2 separate regions of the Mus musculus genome follow, and region 2 is linked to region 1. Evidence: chromatin loops called from intact Hi-C (ENCODE). Cell type or tissue: gastrocnemius. All regions are shown on one strand. Links, peaks and the distances in the headings refer to the core of each region. The heading gives the core; the rest is flanking DNA.

What was found. Hi-C counts contacts between places; a loop is a spot of excess contacts. Peaks named below come from ENCODE experiments on the same cell type or tissue, not always from the same donor. Only the 100,000 strongest peaks of a DNase experiment are listed, where the experiment ranks them.
Region 2: it touches region 1 in a loop (4-fold over the local background); 2 of 42 quality-filtered maps call a loop at or near these places.

What each region holds. Positions count from the first base shown.
Region 1 is chr3:32,812,283-32,821,674 of GRCm38, reverse strand. Usp13 (ubiquitin specific peptidase 13 (isopeptidase T-3)) reads right to left here and starts at 4,049. Exons shown (of 21, transcript NM_001013024.2): 1 at 3,803-4,049. The coding sequence starts at 3,964. In gastrocnemius, for the core only: a CTCF peak has its summit at 3,762; a DNase peak (open chromatin) is centred at 4,094; H3K4me3 peaks cover 4,000 bases; H3K27ac peaks cover 3,937 bases.
Region 2 is chr3:32,882,461-32,891,852 of GRCm38, reverse strand. It overlaps Usp13 (ubiquitin specific peptidase 13 (isopeptidase T-3)), which reads right to left. Exons shown (of 21, transcript NM_001013024.2): 9 at 5,674-5,745; 10 at 5,265-5,358. Among named protein-coding and RNA genes, the nearest start is that of Usp13, 70 kb to the right of the region's middle. In gastrocnemius, for the core only: no CTCF peak of the experiment used is centred there; no DNase peak of the experiment used is centred there; H3K27ac peaks cover 6,832 bases.

The sequences.
Region 1 (9,392 bases), core at 675-8,674:
TCCAGCTTACTACAGCCTGCAGAGCTCGAACTTGCCTACGGCCTGGAGCCTCCACAATACAAAGGCGTGGACTGCCTTCCTCCAACCTTGCTTTGCAATAGCTACTTTCCAACACTGGATTCAAACTGCCGAGGGGACAACTGGACAGGAGGGATTATTATTTCTTACTCGTGGTCAAGTGTCACCATGGACAAGGAGGAAAGATTCCTTTTCTGTTTGCAAGTTGTCTTCTTAGCTCAACAATAAGCCATGACTCATGTGGGTCCAGCGCTCTCTCTCTCTCTCTCCCTCTCTCTCTCTCTCACACACACACACACACACACACACACACACATGTTAATCAATTAAATAATTTCATTTAAAAATAAAATAGATTGCTAAGCCTGGGCTGATGGCATAGACCTGTGATCCAGCTATTTAGGAGACTAAGGTACAAATATCTCAAGTTCAAGGTCAGTCCAGAGTTCAGAATAATTTCAAGTAAGTTGTCTTGGCAACTCAGTGAGAGCCTATTTTAAATTATAAAAAGATATAGAGGACATAAAAAGATATATGGGGATATAGCTTACTGGCAGAGTACTTGTCTAACATGTATAAGGACCTACACCAAGATCAGGTTCAATGTTAGGGTATGAGGTTAACATGTTAAATCCCAGCTCCTACTACTGTGGGGGGTCTCTGCTCAAGTGTATGGGGACATCTGACACCAGCAAGACAAAAAAATTGCATATATGTGTGTGTACATATATATGTATAATTGATTTATATATATATTTATATATTCAAGTACTTTTTCGGAATTCAAGATCCTCTTTCTACTCCTTTCTTGGTTCTGAAGTTGCATCTTATTTGCTGCTATGATTTGAGTCCATCCCTGTTGCCCACCCCACCCTGTGCTGTGCCCCAGGTGGTAGTACTGTTAAAAGGTGGGGTAACAGAACCTTTGGTGTAGTCTGCCTAGCAGAAATGGGTCACTGGGGGCTATATCTGCTTCTCATGTTGACCTGAGCCTTCTGCTTCCTTAAGTGGCCGCACACTACTAACTGTTCCACCATTCCCTCCCCTCTAACATGGACTGCACTGTACGTGCCAACTTAAATTTTGTCTCTTGGTGGCTGTTCCTGTAGGGATTTTATGTTAGCAGCTAGAAAACTACCACACTCTGCCAAATCGGCCTTTTTGTTTTGCAATACATTATAGGCACACAAGAAGGAGATATTTGTGCTTTGCGTATTGGACCATATAACTCCTCTCCCTTAGAATATCCACCCATTCTAATATCTTCTATCACCTTTAGCTATGAGCCTTTTCAAAACAATCGGAAAGGAGGATGTCTACCCTCACCCCCACCCCAATGTAACTGTTTTTGACCTTCCCCACAAAGCCCCACAACACATATGAACAAAAGTCTTTGCTCTGTTTGACACCATCCAACTGTGTTTCTCACATGTGTGAGCTGGCACTAAGTTAGGTGCTCAAAAAAAAAAAAAAAAAAAAAAAAAAAAAAAAAAACACTGGATCCTCAGTGAACTGCTGAAGTCCCCCAAGAAAAAACTTCTCATTATCAGGCACCATGCTTTAAATGATCGGTTATAAACCCTCGTCATCTTCCCGGAAATACAGATAATGAAATAGGATGATTCATAGCCTGTAAGCAGAACCAGTCTCCCCCAAGGAACATGGCAACACGCATGAACTCATCACGTACATGGACAAGAAGCCTCTAGAGCACTGACTGGCACATGGAGACCCAGAGCCTATCTGTGGAAACCGGTTTCAACAAGCGACTTGTCCTCACCCCTGCTCTCCAGTACCAGTCTACCAGCAAAGCTTGAGAAGCAACCAGTTCACCATAGAGAAAGCCATTTTATGTGTTGTCTTAGTCAGGGTTTCTATTCCTGCACAAACATCATGACCAAGAAGCAAGTTGGGGAGGAAAGGGTTTATTCGGCTTACACTTCCATACTGCTGTTCATCACCAAAGGAAGTCAGGACTGGAACTCAAGCAGGTCAGAAAGCAGGAGCTGATGCAGAGGACATGGAGGGATGTTCCTTACTGGCTTGCTTCCCCTGCTTGCTTATCTTGCTCTCTTATAGAATCCAAGACTACCAGCCCAGAGATGGTTCCACCCACGAGGGGCCTCTCCCCCTTGATCACTAATTGAGAAAATGCCTTACAGTTGAACTCATGGAGGCATTTCCTCAACTGGAGCTCCTTTTCTTATGATAACTCCAGCCTGTGTCAAGTTGACACAAAACTAGCCAGTACATGTGTCCTGAGGAGTTAAGCCACCTTCCAGTGTCTGTAGTCTGTCCACAGCTTAAGACACTAGCCATGCCCCACCCTGGGGGAGGGGGTTCATGTAGCCTACCCAACAGGGTCCACACAACCTGAAAACGGTCTTTCCAAGAGTGTTGTAGGGGATGGGATGCAATGGCGTGCTGACAGTCACCGGGAGTAATGTGTTCAAAGCGTGCCAACTGTTAAATGTAATCTTTCATTCCACTCTACCCGGGTCTTTTTTAAAGATATGAAAAATAAATAATTAACAAATTAGTTAGGTTTGATCCCCAGATCAACCGGAATAGCATAAGAGAAAAACTAAACAATCCCAGAGAAGAGGATAACGCCAGAACCACAATGAAATACCAAACAAAACAAGCTTCACTAACCATCCCAAGCCAACCAACCCCAGACAAGAAAAGGAAAAAGAAACAAAAGAAAAGAAACTTCTGAGGTTTTGCCTCTCTTTTAGGGTCGAAGCCCCTAATAACTATATATGTTGTACAACCTCTGTGAAACCTGTCTCTCCCTCCAACCCATGCACCTCACGATGCCCCAAGATCTGCTGGGTGACATATGAGATCCAAAGTGGAAGGATAAAAATAACCTGGTCCTCAAAAAGGCAGATAGCCGCCAGACAGCTGAGTCACTTTGAAGCCCATTTTGACTACTGTAGGGGGCATTTCACCCTGCCTCTGCCTCGCAAGCTTCCACAACCTCACAACCCACCGGGTTGGAAACCTCCCCCAGCCTCCCTGGTGGAAGGCCAGGATGTCTCTTAACTTCCCCTCCTCCTGCGGGGTCACGAATCAGGAGTGAACTTTTAATAATTCACATAGCGCACGTCAGCCCAGTGACTCACTTAGAAGGGAAAGATTTGAGTAAGGCTTTAGGGAGCCATAATAAGCCAGCGGCAGACCCCTTATTTCTGCTGCCCTAATGGGACCACCGGACCTGACAATAGCCAGAAAGGAATGGGATGGGAAATGGAGAGAGAGGCGAGCTCAGAGTCCATCAGCATTGTCCCGCAGTGGGAAACCCTGGGCAAAAAAAAAAAAAAAAAAAAAAAAAAAAGGCTTCTAGGAGAGGGAGAGAAAGGAGAGAGAGAGAGAGAGAGAGAGAGAGAGAGAGAGAGAGAGAGAGAGAGAGAGAGACTGAGCGTGCCGCGGGCTAGGGGACTCTCACCTACCACGTCCCCACCCTCTGTCGCCCGCGAGAACAGCTCAGAACCCTGGACTAACTCTTGCTTGCCTTTCTCGATACTGGGGCTTTGGGCAGAATACTGACGACTGGGGCCCTGGCATCCTAGCCACAGGCTAGCGGAGCGAAGGGCCCAGGGAACCCAGTCTTCGTCCGCAGCAGCCTGGAGGCGCTCACTTGGTGCCAGGGAGCCAAAGCTGGAGGAGAGGCAGCAGGAGGAGGAAAAAGTCCCGGGCCCGCAGCTCATCGGGTCCCCTGCCCTGTGCGCCACCCCGTTTCCCAGGCTGGCTGCGCAACTGCGCCGTGGATCTTCCTTACCGGGGAGTCGTAGGAGAAGGCGCACTCGTTCTTGTAGACGCGGTCCCCCGACCTGGGCACGCGGATCGTGGGCATATGAGGCACCAGCAGCTCGCCCAGGTCCCCTGCAGCCATCTTCCCGCCGCCGCCCGGCACGCTGAACAGGGCGCCCCGGCGCTGCATGACCGCGGAGCGCAGCGGGCCTGGGGAGGAGCGCGGCGCAGCGGGAGAACAGGACCTGGACGCGGCGGTCGCGCGGGCTGAGGATCAGTTTAGGCTCGGGAGGCTCGGCCTCTGCCCCGGCCGGCCGGCGGGCGGGAGCTGCTATTTTTAATCCAATGGCGAGTCGCCGGCCCAGCTGCAGCGTCAGGCGGGGCGCGCGCCAGCCGCAGCGCCGGGGAGGGGGATGCCGCGAGGGCGGGGACGCAGGAGTGGGAACCAGGGAGGCCCCGGGTCCCCACGCACGCCTCCCGACCCGCCATGGCCCCTCGGGGATGTAATCCCCAACTGCCCAGGATCAGGTCCTGGGAAGCCCGCACAAAAAAGCGGTGCACAGCGCGACCTCCCCATAGATCGGAAAGGGGTGGGTGGGACTCAGGAGTCGCCTTCTCTTAGATTCTTACTTCTCACTTTTTTTAAACATGCAAAGCTCTGTAAAAGATACTAGACTCCATCGAGGCCTGGAGAAGGAAGAGGTATGTTTCCCTATATGTTGCAAGGGTAGACTGTAGGAATTCTACCCCCTCCCCCACACAACCAGATAAGGATGTCTATTTTTCTCCATCTTTACAATGCCGTCCTATGACTCAAGGCCCTTCTCGAACATTCGGTAGCCTGATTTGAGGATTCATGTTCTGCCCTTGCTTGTGGATTCTTCAAAATAAAATAATGGGGGGGGGGGCTTAATAATATGCAAATAGAGCGTGTTCGTGACGTATACTCTCATGTCTATCATCTTCTTAAAAAAAAAAAAGTAAATAAATAAATAACCCATGGAATGAGGAGGTGGAAACAGGTACAGGAGCTCAAAATTAGCCTTGGCTTAGCTACATGAGATGCTGTCTTTAAAATAAATAAGTAAATACCCACCCATCCTACATCGGCTATTCCACTGAGGTTCCCTAACTATGTGTATCCTACTACCAGGGCATAGCTCTTCGTGACAGCGAGAAGGTGCAGATCCAAAGCATTCTGTAAGTCTCTCCAGATAAGACTATCCTGAAAGTCGCTGGTGATGTCACTAAATGTCTCTGCCTCACATTGCTTCAGAGCAAAGAATTACACACATTACACTTGGCTTCCTCCCTATCTAGTAGGATCTCTGCCTGTTCACAAACTGGCTACAGAAAGAAAGTTGATTTAAAATGTTGAAAGCTTAATATCCAATCTCGAATTAAACAAAAAGTCAAATCGGTGAGATTTGTTTCTCATCTGGCAGCTGATAAAAGATCTATCAAATTAGTCCAGGCTTGAGAAACACCCTCAAACACATTGTTGGTGGGAACAAAAACTGCACATCTCTGAAAGGGTGTTTACTTTTATTTTTGTCACTTTGAATCCCAAGTTGATGTTGACTCCTGGTGATCCCCCTGCCCCAGTCCAACCCATCACCCCCATTTGGTTCCCCACTGCTGGATTTCAGGCCTGTGCATTCTGGAAGGAAATTTAGTAACACTGATCTTAATTTTATATGTATATATTGTTTTCCAAGGGGTATCCTGGGTGATACTTACACCACATTTAAATTCCATCTTGGTAGGCTACTTGTTGGAGCATGGTATATAACAGGACACTGGGAGCTAAGAAAAGATCCCTCACTGGGAAGCAGTTACTGTAGAGCACCTCTAAAAGCAATGAGGTCACTCTGCACTGTCATCAGCCACATTACTAGATGGAAACAGAAAGTAATTCTGTGCGTGAAAGCCAGGAATGTGCGTGAGGTTGGCCAGCTACTGTGTCCTGGTGGGCCTTCCTTCCAGTCCTTGAGAGGGTCCTATACACACTTGTGTGCATGCCTTTTGGCCCCCATATGTCTCTTAGAAAATGTGCAAGCTATATAATTGTCAAGATTGTTGAGAGAAACAGAAAGCATGAAGTCAAGGGGACTCCTTACCATCCTTTACTTTTCTATGTGGTTCCAATAGTTTTGTTTCCCTTTGCTTGTCTGATTGAAACCGAGAGCTTGCTACTATTGGGGAAACAATAATTCAAATACTCTGCCTCTGAGCTATGTCCCCACACCTTTTAAAACTGTGTTGTCCAGACTGGCCTTGAACTTGCCACGCACCTGCCTCGGTGTTCCCAGTAGCTGAGATTATAGCCTTGAGCCCGATACCCTATTTCAATCTATTTATTGGGTACAGTGAGATTGATTGCTCAGCGGTAAAGGTGCATGCTGCTTAAGCCTAATGACCCAAGTTCAGTGCCCCGAACCCACATAAAGGTAGAAACAGAATCAACTCTGTAAAGTTGTCTTCTGACTGCTACATACACAAAGTAGCAACACACACACACATAACAAGAATTAACTAATTCCGTTATAAAAACATCTCAGGTTCAATAGTCAGTACAGAAGTTGAAGGCTATTGCTAGGTTACTGCATTGCATACCAACCCTTCTCATAGAACAACACAGACTAAAGTGATGGACTGTGAACCAGTAGTATTGCACACCTGGAATCCCAGCAGTTAGAGGTTGAAGATACCATAAATTCAAGGCCAGCATTAGCTACACAGTGAATTCCAAGCCACTCTGAGCTCCAAAGAGAATCCATCTCAAAACAAAACAAATGACCGGAAGAGATATTTGTAGAACACACCAGAGTCAAAGAGGCTTACTGAAGCAAGGACAACTAGTCTGGGGTCTGCAATGACTTCAGGTCCCACCTATGGCCTTCCAGAGAGCTAATGGGTGTGCACCAAGAGTGCAAAGATATAAACACACATACATTTACATATACATAAATATCATGTGTCGATACAGATACATGGAAAACCTATCTGCATAGCAGAATGCCAGTGACATGCCAGATGACATCTCTTATCACAACAGGGAGAAGTGGACATCAACTGAATGTAGAGAGATAATCAAACTATGTATATCTATCTACTCAAAGATGCAAATCTGAAGATAATTATTATGAATTTTGCCTCAATATTTTTATAACATCTCGGTTAACATGCAATGCTTATGCAATACCATTGAAAGTCAAATAAATAAACATGCATTTGTGATGTAACTAGAAAAACATAAAATTTAAATGGTTCTGTTTGGGAGCTGGTCATAAGATTTGTTTTCAATGTGTCTCCAACAAGGTTGCATGTGTTGCACAATATAAACATTATCAAAACAAAAATCTGAGTAAAAGAAACTTCACTGAATTAAGAAAATGTCTTTATCAAGACATTTCAAGGTTGGACACAGTGATACATGCAGATTGTCCCATCTACTTGGGAATCTGAGTGGCGAGGTTGTCTGGGTCCAGGAACTCATGACCAGCCTGTGCAACACACTGAGCATATTCAAAGGAAGGAAGGGAGGGAGGGAGGGAGGGAGGGAGGGAGGGAGGGAGGAAGGAAGGAAGGAAGGAAGGAAGGAAGGAAGGAAGGAAGGAAGGAAGGAAGGAAGGAAGGAAGGAAGGAAAGAAAGACATTAGAGGAAACTCTGGCTCAATTACTGCAAACTTTAAACTTAGTTTTTCAAATTCTAGATATGAACTCATACAGGACTCTATTTTTAGGCCAGTTTCTGCACATAGATCTTAATGTGCAGATTGAAGGAGTGATGACGAATAGACACTTAACTTCTAACAGACCCAATGTCTCCACATTTCAGACTGACTTTGGCCACATCAGGCCATTCTGCTTCTGCCACGTTTCTCTCATTTTCTTGCAGAGCCCAGATAAGCAGGCAGCACTCTAGGGCCCTCCTCTGTCCTTCAGACTCCACCTCACCACAGTACTTTTGAAGACAACACGGGACCATTCCCTAAGGAGAGATGAATGGGTTCCAGCCTTGCTTCAAAACTCTCCCACCTCATATCTATCATCTCAGTCGTTTCAAAACATACTTGTTTCATGAAGTCCTTTCTAACAGCACCAACAACCCTCAGAGATCCATTGTTATAAATTATAGCAGGCTCAGCAGTGAAGAGAGTATACTGTTCTTGTTGGGAGACCCAAGATCATTTCCCAGCATCCACCCCAGGTAAACAACTACCTGTAACTCTAGCTCCAGAGGGGTTCAGCACTTCTGACCTCTATGGGCATCGTGCACACACGCAAGTGTGTGAGCATGCATGAACATGCATATAATTTAAAATAATAAATCTCGGTGGTGGAGGATACTTGCTTAGTATATGCGGAGCTCTGTATTTGATCCTGAGCATACAACAATAAATGACTACAAAAATCACAAGCCTTGTTGCCTGCCATCAGAAACTCCATTATGCTGTGTCTTGTGCTGTTGCTCAGGTTAGCCTAGGCTGCATGTCTAAATCTGTGAGCTCTGTATTTGGACAATGTTGACTGCACAGAATGGTTTTATTTGGGACATTCATAAGTACCTGACAAGTGATTGATTCACCTTAGTGACATTGTAACAAATGCTCTCTGCAGTCAGCTTTGTTCATTTTTTAATAAAATACTTTGCTGCACAAATGTTATTTCAAGAACTGACAGAGGTTATATCAAGTGTGATACGAATATTAGTTATAATGACTAATGCCAAGAGAGGAAATCTACAGAGTAAAAAGATATCATAATAATGTCAATTAATGGAATAGCTCTTGACCTCAAAGGCTTGCCTGTAATGTGAGGGATCTCAAAGAGCCACTTATTGTGAGACCTGGGGAGAGTGGACCATAAGATCTTCAGTTCTATGAGAAACTTCCATGATAAGTGCTGTTGATTAACTGCAAAACAATTTATACCGATAAAAGAAAATTATAGTGTTTTCTTCTTGAGGCTATTCTACAAACATATATACATAGATTACCCAAGCAAGAGCTGAGGAGATAACGCAGTGGGTAAGAACCTTCAAATACAGATATTAAGACCTGAGTTCAAAGCCCCGGCTTTAGTATAGGGAAAAAAAAGAGCTAGCTATGATTGCTGTTGATTGTCCACCATAACTAGATCATTGTACTTTATTGCAATGATACAACACCCTTGGCTTCAGAACGTAGAAAAATCCAGCTGAAAGTGACCTGGAAGAGTCCTCCCCACTAGCTAGCGTTCATAGTGCTAGAAGGTGCTATACAGGCCCCTAAAGTGGAAAAGACTTCAATGATCTTGGCCATCAGTGAATAGTGAATGTCACCATGACAACCTAATAGGCAAGACATGGTCACTGGTACAAATGTGGCCTGAATATTGTGGGGGAAAGCATTCACTTTGCAATCAAACTTGAGGCCTGCTCCACAGGAGAGAGTTCATAGCTGATACTGTAAATATAGTCAAAAGCACATGCATTCCAGAAGTCATAGGCCCAACAGGGACCCTACTAATGTTGTTTTGATAAATGGACATGTTGTCAAACTACCTTCTAAATATTTGTATCAGTAGTACAGCCCTCAACCTTGCCAAAAGAAGCCTCTTTCTGCAGTAAGCAG
Region 2 (9,392 bases), core at 529-8,528, 70 kb before region 1:
ATCAGATAAGCTGTCCAGGACACTCTTTCTCTGAATACACAACTTCTTCACGCATGCTATTTGCTGAAGAAAAAGATTCAAAAGCACTCGTCTATCATGCAGGAGAGTCTGGGTTTGGTCCTCAGCTTAGATAGATAGATAGATAGATAGATAGATAGATAGATAGATAGATAGATAGATAGATAGATATCAAGAACAAATATTTAAAGACATGGTAGAGCAAAGATCAAATACTGGGCTGGGAGACGACTCAGCAGTTAAAGAGTGCTTATTGCTCTTCCCAGGTTCAGTTTCCAGCACCCATATACTGGACTGCTCACAACCACGAAATCCCAGTTGTAGCCTCCACTAGCACTTGCACACACACGCACACACGCACGCGCACACACACACAAACAAAAGTAAAATTGTCTCTTAAAAAATTCAAACATTAACTGGGCGGTGGTGGCACATGCCTTTAATCCCAGCACTTGGGAGGCAGAGGCAGGCAGATTTCTGAGTTCAAGGCCAACCTGGTCTACAAAAGGAGTTCCAGGACAGCCAGGGCTATACAGAGAAACCCTGTCTCGGGAAAAAAAAAAAAAAAAAAAAAGAAAGAAAGATAAAGGAAGGAAAGAAGGAAGGAAGGAAGGAAGGGAGGGAGGGAGGGAGGGAGGGAGGAAGGAAGGAAGGAAGGAAGGAAGGAAGGAAGGAAGGAAGAAAGAAAGAAAGAAAGAAAGAAAGAAAGGAAGGAAGGAAGGAAGGAAGGAAGGAAGGAAGGAAGGAAGGAAGAAAGAGTCCAAATATTGGTTGTTGGTTGGCCTTGTCAATGTGACACAAACTTAGACACATTTGAGAAGAGTCCAGCACAATTGAGACAATGCCTCTATAAGAGCGGCCCACAGTCAATCCTGTAGACAAGGCACTTTCGTTATTATTGATTGATAAGGGAAGACTGAACCCATTTTGAATGGTACAACCCCTGGGTAAACGGTCCCAGGGCGTATAAGAGAGCAGGTTGAGCAAGTCATGAGGAGCAAGCCACCAGCAGTATTCCTCCATGGCCTGTTTCAGTTCCTACCTCCAGGCTCCTACTCTGCTTAAGTTCCTGTCCTGATTTAACTCAGTGATGGACTATAAACTGGAAGTGTAGGACAAAATAAACCCTTTCCTCTCCAGGTTGCTTTTCGTCCTGGAGTTTTACCACACCAATAGAAACCATAACTACAATATTGGGAATCTTTTTCATAGATGAAATAGTTAACTGAGATACTACTAGAAAGCTAGGCTTGCCCTTGGTCTGTAGCAGATGATTTGATATCACGATACATATCTATCAGAAATGAACCAAGATACAAGACAAAAGGCAGAGGTAAGAAGTGAAAAGCCCAGGCTATTGAGCTGGCTGGTGATTTGAATACTTGAAATGGCCCATCCAAGCAAGTGCTGGAGCAAGGTCACACACTTGTCCACAGCAGCTGCACAGGCACCAGATGGACTGAGGCAACTCCGAAGTCCACAGTGTTCCACCTTTGCAAGACCTTTCTGCATGGATTTCTGTTTCCGTGCAAGAAGAGCTTGGCTCTCAACGGGCATGGTGTGACATGAGCTACCAACAGAAAATAGTTCCCTCCACCTTTCCACTGCCAATAAAAGTAGAGAGGTCTGCTTGGAGCTATGGTCTATTTGAAAAACTGCTTAAAACCCAGGACATGCCCAGGACTGCAAAATAAAACAAAACAAATACACACACACACACACACACACACACACACACACACACACACACACACACGTTCAGTTCAACCTCTACCCTGAATGTCACAGGAGCTGTATAGATGTGAAACCAAAGACCTGCTCCCATTCCCCCCCCCCACAGACAAGAGCTCTCCACTGCCAGGGAGGGCCATGGTCATGAGTTTTTTTTTTTTTTCCTTTTAACTTTGTTTGTTGGTTGGTTGGTTGGTTGGTTGGTTGGTTGGTTGGTTGGTTGGTTTAGAGTAGGACCTCATTTAGCCCAGGTTGGCCTTGAGCTTACTATCTATGTACCTTGAATTTCTGATCTTCCTGTCTCCAACTCCTTTGTTTACAAACAAAGTCCAGTAATGCAGTCATGTGAAGAAATTTATGAGTGCTTGTGAGAAAACTCCAAGAAAACAAGACAAGAGCCTTATGTCTTCGGTTTCCTTAAAACACAGAACTGTTCTTGAAATGTGTTTTCCTGCTCCTCCCAGGAAGTGCGAGTTTACGTCAGATTACTCATTATTGCTATCCAATTAGATGTTTAAACTATACTTTATATACCTCTGTGGGAAAACATATCTTTGCCAAGTGTATCTTGTCCTTGTAATTGATAGAGATTGAGTTTGTGAGAACCTTACTCATGTGATTTTTTTCCCTTAACCCTCAGAGTCTAAACTGTCTGATGCTCTGAATAAACTTGGCTGTTGTATGTGACTTCAGTCTGTCTCAGTTATTGGCTCCATTCCCTGATGTTCCATGGGACATGTGACACTCTGTGGTAGGATCACAGCCCTGTGACACCACATTCAGTCTACACAGGGCTGGGAATAGAACTCAGGATTTCAAGCATGTTAGACCAGCACTCTCCCAATTAAATATCCCAAGCCCTTTGGGATCCTTTCTCAAGGCCACTGGGTCCTGGTTCTACACTGCAGGGAAGGGTTTTCTAAGTCATCTAGACTAAAGGTCACAAACCCACATGCCAGGAACATTAAACAGATCACAAGTCACAGGGATTGGAGTCAGCTGGGAATCATGCCCTTCCATGTACAGGAGGTCTGCCAGTGGGCTCCAGCTGCCACGGAGGGACGAGGACTTGGATATTATGTCGGAACCAAGAAAACATATTCATCAGCCAAATACGGCCTGAGTAAGGCAGTCGTACCCTAGACAAGCAGAGCAGAGGTTCCCACCTGCCTATCAAGGACATCATGATAATAGCCAAATGCAGTTTTATATCCAGACACTGCTAACCTGAAGAGTTTACACTTCCTCAAATAAGGAGATTCTAAAAGCACAAAAATGGTCATAAAATACATACAGATTTACCATCATTAGAGAGCAAACTCTTGAAAGTGCCCCTTCTCCCCACAACACACACACCTGCAGCCATCTGAAGGTTGTGGCTCCATGAGCTGTATTCAGTCACACAGCCCTTCAGGACTAGACTCCTTGTCTCTACCAGACAAGGCAGAGGCTGCCCCTACGACAACTACGGAAGGCCCAGCACAGCCTGTACAATGTCCCAGAGTAATGATATCAAAACACATTTTAAAAAAACCAATCATCTTTCCCTCAAACTTTCATAGAAGCTAGAGAAAGAAGCCTGGATGATCCACCCCTATCCAAACACACTTTCCACTGTGTCCGCAGTGAAGGCCTCCTCATGGTCTGGTGGATTTATAGGCTTTCTGCTGCAATGCTGGGTAACAAGATGCTCTGAGAAGGTGTGTTCTCCCTATCCACCCCTTGACTCTCCTGGGTTCTTTAAGCAAAGCATCTGTTTCCCTCCCTCCCCTCTTCCTAACCTTCTTCCTTTCCCCATCCAGATACCTATGTGGATACACTCCCTGCATCCTCTTTCGCTCTTTTTCCCCCTCCCACCAGCAGCTGGCTCCATATGACCAAGCACGAGCTCTCGTCTCACTTCTGCTCTAAATTACCCTAGTAGTTCAGGACAGCTGACCTAACTGGGGAGCACAGAGCTCTCAAACTCCAGACCCAGCATGGGACAGGCCTGAGCCCTAAGTGAACAGGTGAACACAGGTATTCTGAAGAGATAACAGTGGGTGGAGAGATAGGTCTGGATTTCACTCAGGATGTCTGTGGCCATAAACACAAGGCATGCTGGATCCAGCTACACAGACCAGACCATGCACTGCACATTGCCATAGGACACCAATCAAAAAAAGAGCAGGCTGTAAGCAGTCCCCTCTGGAGCTGTGTAACAGAGAAGTCCAGAGAGTAAATAGCAGCCCAGGGTGCACATGGAGATCCATCAAGCTCAACTTTCAATTCGTGTATCAATTAGCAAATAGCTAACTACCTTTCCCTGATTAAGCATGCTGGGAAAGCACTCTTAACTTTCCAACAGCAAGAAGTTAACAGAAATTGCTAATCCTCAGCTCTGGGGAGGGGCTGAGAAAGCCATGTGCTGTGGTTTAACAAAAGAGAATCTGTAGCAAGCACTCTAGAAGCTGAAAAGGAGCATCAAGAGTTCATCAAGGTTGGCCGATAAACGTCAGGAAACTCAAGAAACTAACAAGACTCAGGAAGGTTCAACACTTAGAAAACTGTTCTATAAGCAATGAGCAAGTCTGAGGGAGAGGAAGCTCTTCAATAGAACTCTCAGCAAATTGGAGAGCTAGCTATAGGGATGCTGCTTGCCCAAGTCATTGCCTTTGCTGGGGTGGGCTGGCTTTGTGGCATCCATACTTCTCTCATCCTGATTCCTCTAAGTACTCTCCAAGAAACGCATTGGTTCACCAAACCACACTTGGATAGACCATTCATTACTTTAGAATGTTGTGGGTATGCTACCTTCAGTAAGTATATGCTGTTCGTATCTCTGCAGGAAAAGTTATACTGCACTGACCTACATGGGGAGAGTCTTTCTAGAAGGAAGAAAAGGGAGTGGGGAAGGAGTGGAAAGGAAGAGATGGAGAGAAGAAAGGAGGGAGATAGGGGACCTAGCAAAAACATCTGGAACTTAAGATTTAAAAAAAAAACCCACAAACTGGGCAGTGGTGGTGCATAGCTTTACTCCCAGCACTTGGGAGGCAGAGGCAGGCAAATCTACTCGAGTCTGAGACCATCCTGGTCTACAGACTGAGTTCCAGGATAGGCAGGGCTACATGGAGAAACTCTATCTTGGCAAAAAATAAAATTAAATTAAAAAAATAAAATAAAATAAAAAATGGGCCCTGACTGGATGGGAGGAAGGGGATAGTTTTTAAGCTTCGTGCTTCCAGTTCCAGCTCTGCCTAAGAAAATCACAAATGAGGGCACACATATGGCCCCTGTGCGACCCAAGACAGTGGGAACTCTGATACCCTCTAAGTACTCTCCAAGAAACGCATTGGTTCACCAAACCACACTTGGATAGACCATTCATTACTTTAGAATGTTGTGGGTATGCTACCTTCAGTAAGTATAAGCTCACGGGTATCCTGACAGCTCACTGAATTTACAACAGCCCCTTTGCCAACCCGTGGAATCCCATATCACTAACCAAAGTCAAGTTGGCATTCGGGGACACGTACCTTGTGCTCCTCCTTCATCACCTGTTCAATGAGCTCAGATTTCACTGGAGGCTTCGAGTACTGGCCAGAGAGGAGGCCATGTCCCAACTTAGTCCTAGCCAGGAGAGAGACAAACAATAAAGAGGCCACTGCTGTTTCCCAAAGAGATGTGAAGATGACCCATGAGTTCTTGTAGCGGGGCTGCTCTCTATCCGGATTCCTCACAAACAGCTTGGTATTCTGACTCCACTGTCAAAGTTTCCTCAGTACTTTATAACTTTATTAATCTCTTCTTATAAAGGTAACACACACCCATTCTAGAACACTTAAAAATACAGAAAATAAAGAAGAAAAAAGAATTGCCTTCAACTCAGCAGTAACCAATGCAAACACCCCACCAGAAACTTAAAACACAGCACTGGGCACTTACATTTGTGTGTTGAAGTCCTGCGTTGGATCTAACGGTGAGTAGTCAAATATCCTTGGGAGGTTTCCTACATACCTAGGAGACAACAGCATAGTCACCACATAGAAATGGGACAACAGACGCAAGTGGTCACTCTACAGCCATCCAGCTGAGGAAAGGCTTTCTTGAGTTCCTCCCTCAGAGCAGACTCTCGAGCTATCCCCAAATCAGGAAGCTTCCATCAATGGGTTTCACCATCCTTAGAGTAGCACCCTTCAGATGTGCCAATCTCCTCACCTGAGACACAAGCTTAACATTTCGCATTCTGCCAACAGTCCCCCACATCACCCGGACATATCAGAAACCATGTTGCCACAATCACTGCTTCAAAGACATATGGCATCCAGCAAATGGGGAGGCTAAGGCAAGAAGGTTGCAAGTTCAAAGCCAGCCTTCTTGTACTATACTGTAAGAGCCTGCCCCATGCAAAACAGGTAAGGTTATTGACAGCCTTCTTCTTTAGCCAAAGTGATGGGCATATCCTAAACTCTCCCTAACTCAGTTGCAGACTTCCTTCTCTGTCTTCATAGAGTCTTTTTCTTGCATGTGAATTCCACTCTATCACTCTATTGAAAGTCCCCATCCTCAGTAACAGACCATTATGGCCTAACATCAATAATAATCTCACTGGAATTTGTTCAGAACGATGTTTCCTCACAATGATGTTCCTTCCCTAAGCCTGACCATGTTCTTGGTTAAAAATCTCTACTTGTCCTCGTTGGAGTCATGGCCAAGCCCTCAGGATGGTCCGTCTTGAATAGAGATCTGCTATATTATCTTAGCAAGTATTTACATAACATTTTCCTTTAGTGATGGGAATCATGTCAATCATTTCAAAATGAAGGTATCAGCAATGACATCTACCCTAACTACCTTTCTTGAGGTAAGGCTTCCTGTGTGGCTGAGGAATTTTTCATTACATCCCTATGACCAAGGGGTTAACATTGTCATTACCCTATGAGAGAAATAAGAACTGAGGTGCCATTTTCCTAGGTAGCATCCAAGGTACCCATGAGTAAGTGCTGGAGCCCAAGATGCCACTACACACACACACACACACACACACACACACACACACACACACACACACACTCATACCTAGCCTGGCTTCAAAGCTGAGTTCTGAAACTTTGCAGGCTGTCGCAGTTTGGCTACCCTTTCTCCCAGCAGACCACAATCTTAACCAAACAGTACTAGCCTTAACTCTGACATCTGATATTAACATGTCATCCCTCCACTCCCACAGTTCACTGCCTCTTCACTCTCTCTACTTCTTGGTGTTGTTTTCTTGTGACTTGAGACAGGGTGTTGTCACTCTACAGCCCAGGCTGACCTCTGGTCTCCTTGCCCACTTCTCTGATCTCATTTGTAAGCTCTCTACCCTGTCCAGGATGCTCTAGCTACTCATCATCCTCACCCCTGCTTCAAGACCAGGCCACCACTGTCTCTTTTCCAGATGCTTGGTAACTTTCTCAGGTCTGTTGGACGCCTCCTCCCCAGACTGGGCAACTCACCATCACCCTCCCAGTTCCCTGCTGATGGCTCAACTTCTTAACCTCCATTGCTAGCTGGAATTACTCTTATATAATTCTGCATGATTATCTGTGACTGAAAAGCCCATACTAAAATGCGAAGACAGAGACTCCATGTAGACAGTATCTACAAGTAACAGAATAGTGTCTGACATGCTTGGTACACAGCTACCAAATGAACAGACTCATATCATCTGTGAACTTAAGGTCCCAGGAAAAAGAAAAGCTGTACCTGAGTTACATATTCTACAAGCAAATGACTGAACTTAAAAGATTATGGAGAGTTAAAACGTAACAGACCAGAGCTAAATTATCTTGGGCTATTTTTAGTTCCTTTGAAAGACATTCGTTGACCATTCTTGTAATACATCTAACCTAACAGCCTGGAACTATTAAGGTCTTTACAATGTATTCTTAGTAGACTGTTAGCTTCCACGAATCCCAAAGCTAAAATGTCATCAGATAGTATCTATAACAGAGATGTCCCCTCTTTGCTGTGACCTGTGTACCTGTAGTCCTCAACAACACTTTGGATTTATTACTTTCTTTGTTCTCTAACTAATAAATTCTCATATGACCAATTCACAGTGAGCTTGTCTTTTGGGGCAACCTGAATACATGTTTTTTGGACATAGTCACACATTTGACCCAAGAGTAAACAATCTGTATTTCCTTGGAGATAAGAATTATGCTTCCACACTGAAGTGTCTCATCACCAATTTCATCAAATGATTACCAATAGCCAAACAGGAAATGTACTACCAAACTTGGATGCCTGTCTCTGAAGGCCACATGTTGTTTAAGGCTGGTTCCCCAACCTGTGGCATTATTGGAAAGTAGGGCCTCGTGTGAAGACAAAGTCACTGGGGACGTGCCTTCAAGATTCAGTGGGAGTTCTTCACACTGCACAAAGCATCCATGAATGACTCTTATCCACCACACATTATTGCTACCGTGTACTATGTGTACTGGTTGGTTCTGTGTGTCAACTTGACACAAGCAAAAGTCATCAAAGAGGAAGGAACCTCCATTGAAGAAATGTCTCCATAAGATGCACTGTAGGGCATTTTCTCAATTAGTGATCATGGAGAAGGGCCCAGCCTATTATGGGTGGTGCTATCCCTGGGCTGGTGTTTCTGGGGTTTATAAGAAGCAAGCCGAACAAGCCATGTGAAGCAAGCCATTAGTAGCACCCCTACATTGCCTCTGCAATAGTTCCTACCTCCGGGTTCAAGTCTTGCTTTAGTTCCTGTCCTGGCTTTCTCCAGTGATGGACTATGCTCTAGAAGTGGAAGCCGGATAAACCCTTTCCTCCCCAATTTGCTAGGTTTTTTGGTTGGGTGGGTAGGTGGGTGGGTGGCTGGTTGATTGGGTGGGTGGGTGGGTGGTTGATTGGTTGGTTGGTTGGGTGGGTGGGTGAGTGGGTGGGTGGTTGGGTGGGTGGGTGGGTGAGTGTGGGTGGGTGGGTGGATGGTTGATTGGGTGGGTGGGTGGGTAGGTGGGTGGGTGGGTAGGTGGGTGGGTGGGTAGGTGGGTAGGTGGGTGGGTGGGTAGGTGGGTAGGTGGGTGGGTGGGTGGGTGTTTGGGTGGGTGGTTGATTGGGTGGGTGGGTGAGTGGGTGGGTGGGGGGTTGGTTGGGTGGGTGGGTGGGTGGGTGGGTAGGTGGTTTGGTTATGGTGCTTTATCACAGCAATAGAAACCCTAACTAAGACACTATCACATCAAAGGCCCAAAGCAGTGGGGTCAATTGACCAGGAATAGAGGGAGGTTTAAGTCTTACATGTGAAACACAAGCATAAGTTACATGTTCATTAAAGAAAAATATACAAAGTTAATTATTTGTCAACCTTCACAATGTAAAAAAAACAAAAACAAAAATCCTAGATAACAAAGCACTAAAAATGTTGAAATTTGAAAGAGCACAAGTTTCTTAGAATTTCACACTCTCTGTCCCTCTCTTCCATCCCTTCCACTAATCTATATCTGTTCCCTCTGACTACCTTCTTCGCTTTCCCTTCATGGGATAGACCACATTGATAACTATATTCTTATGCTTATCTACAGAATGTCTGTCTTTGTGTGTTCCCTCAGGCCAAATACCAGACCCTTGAGTTTACTCTTGAATCACATACACACACACATGCATGCACA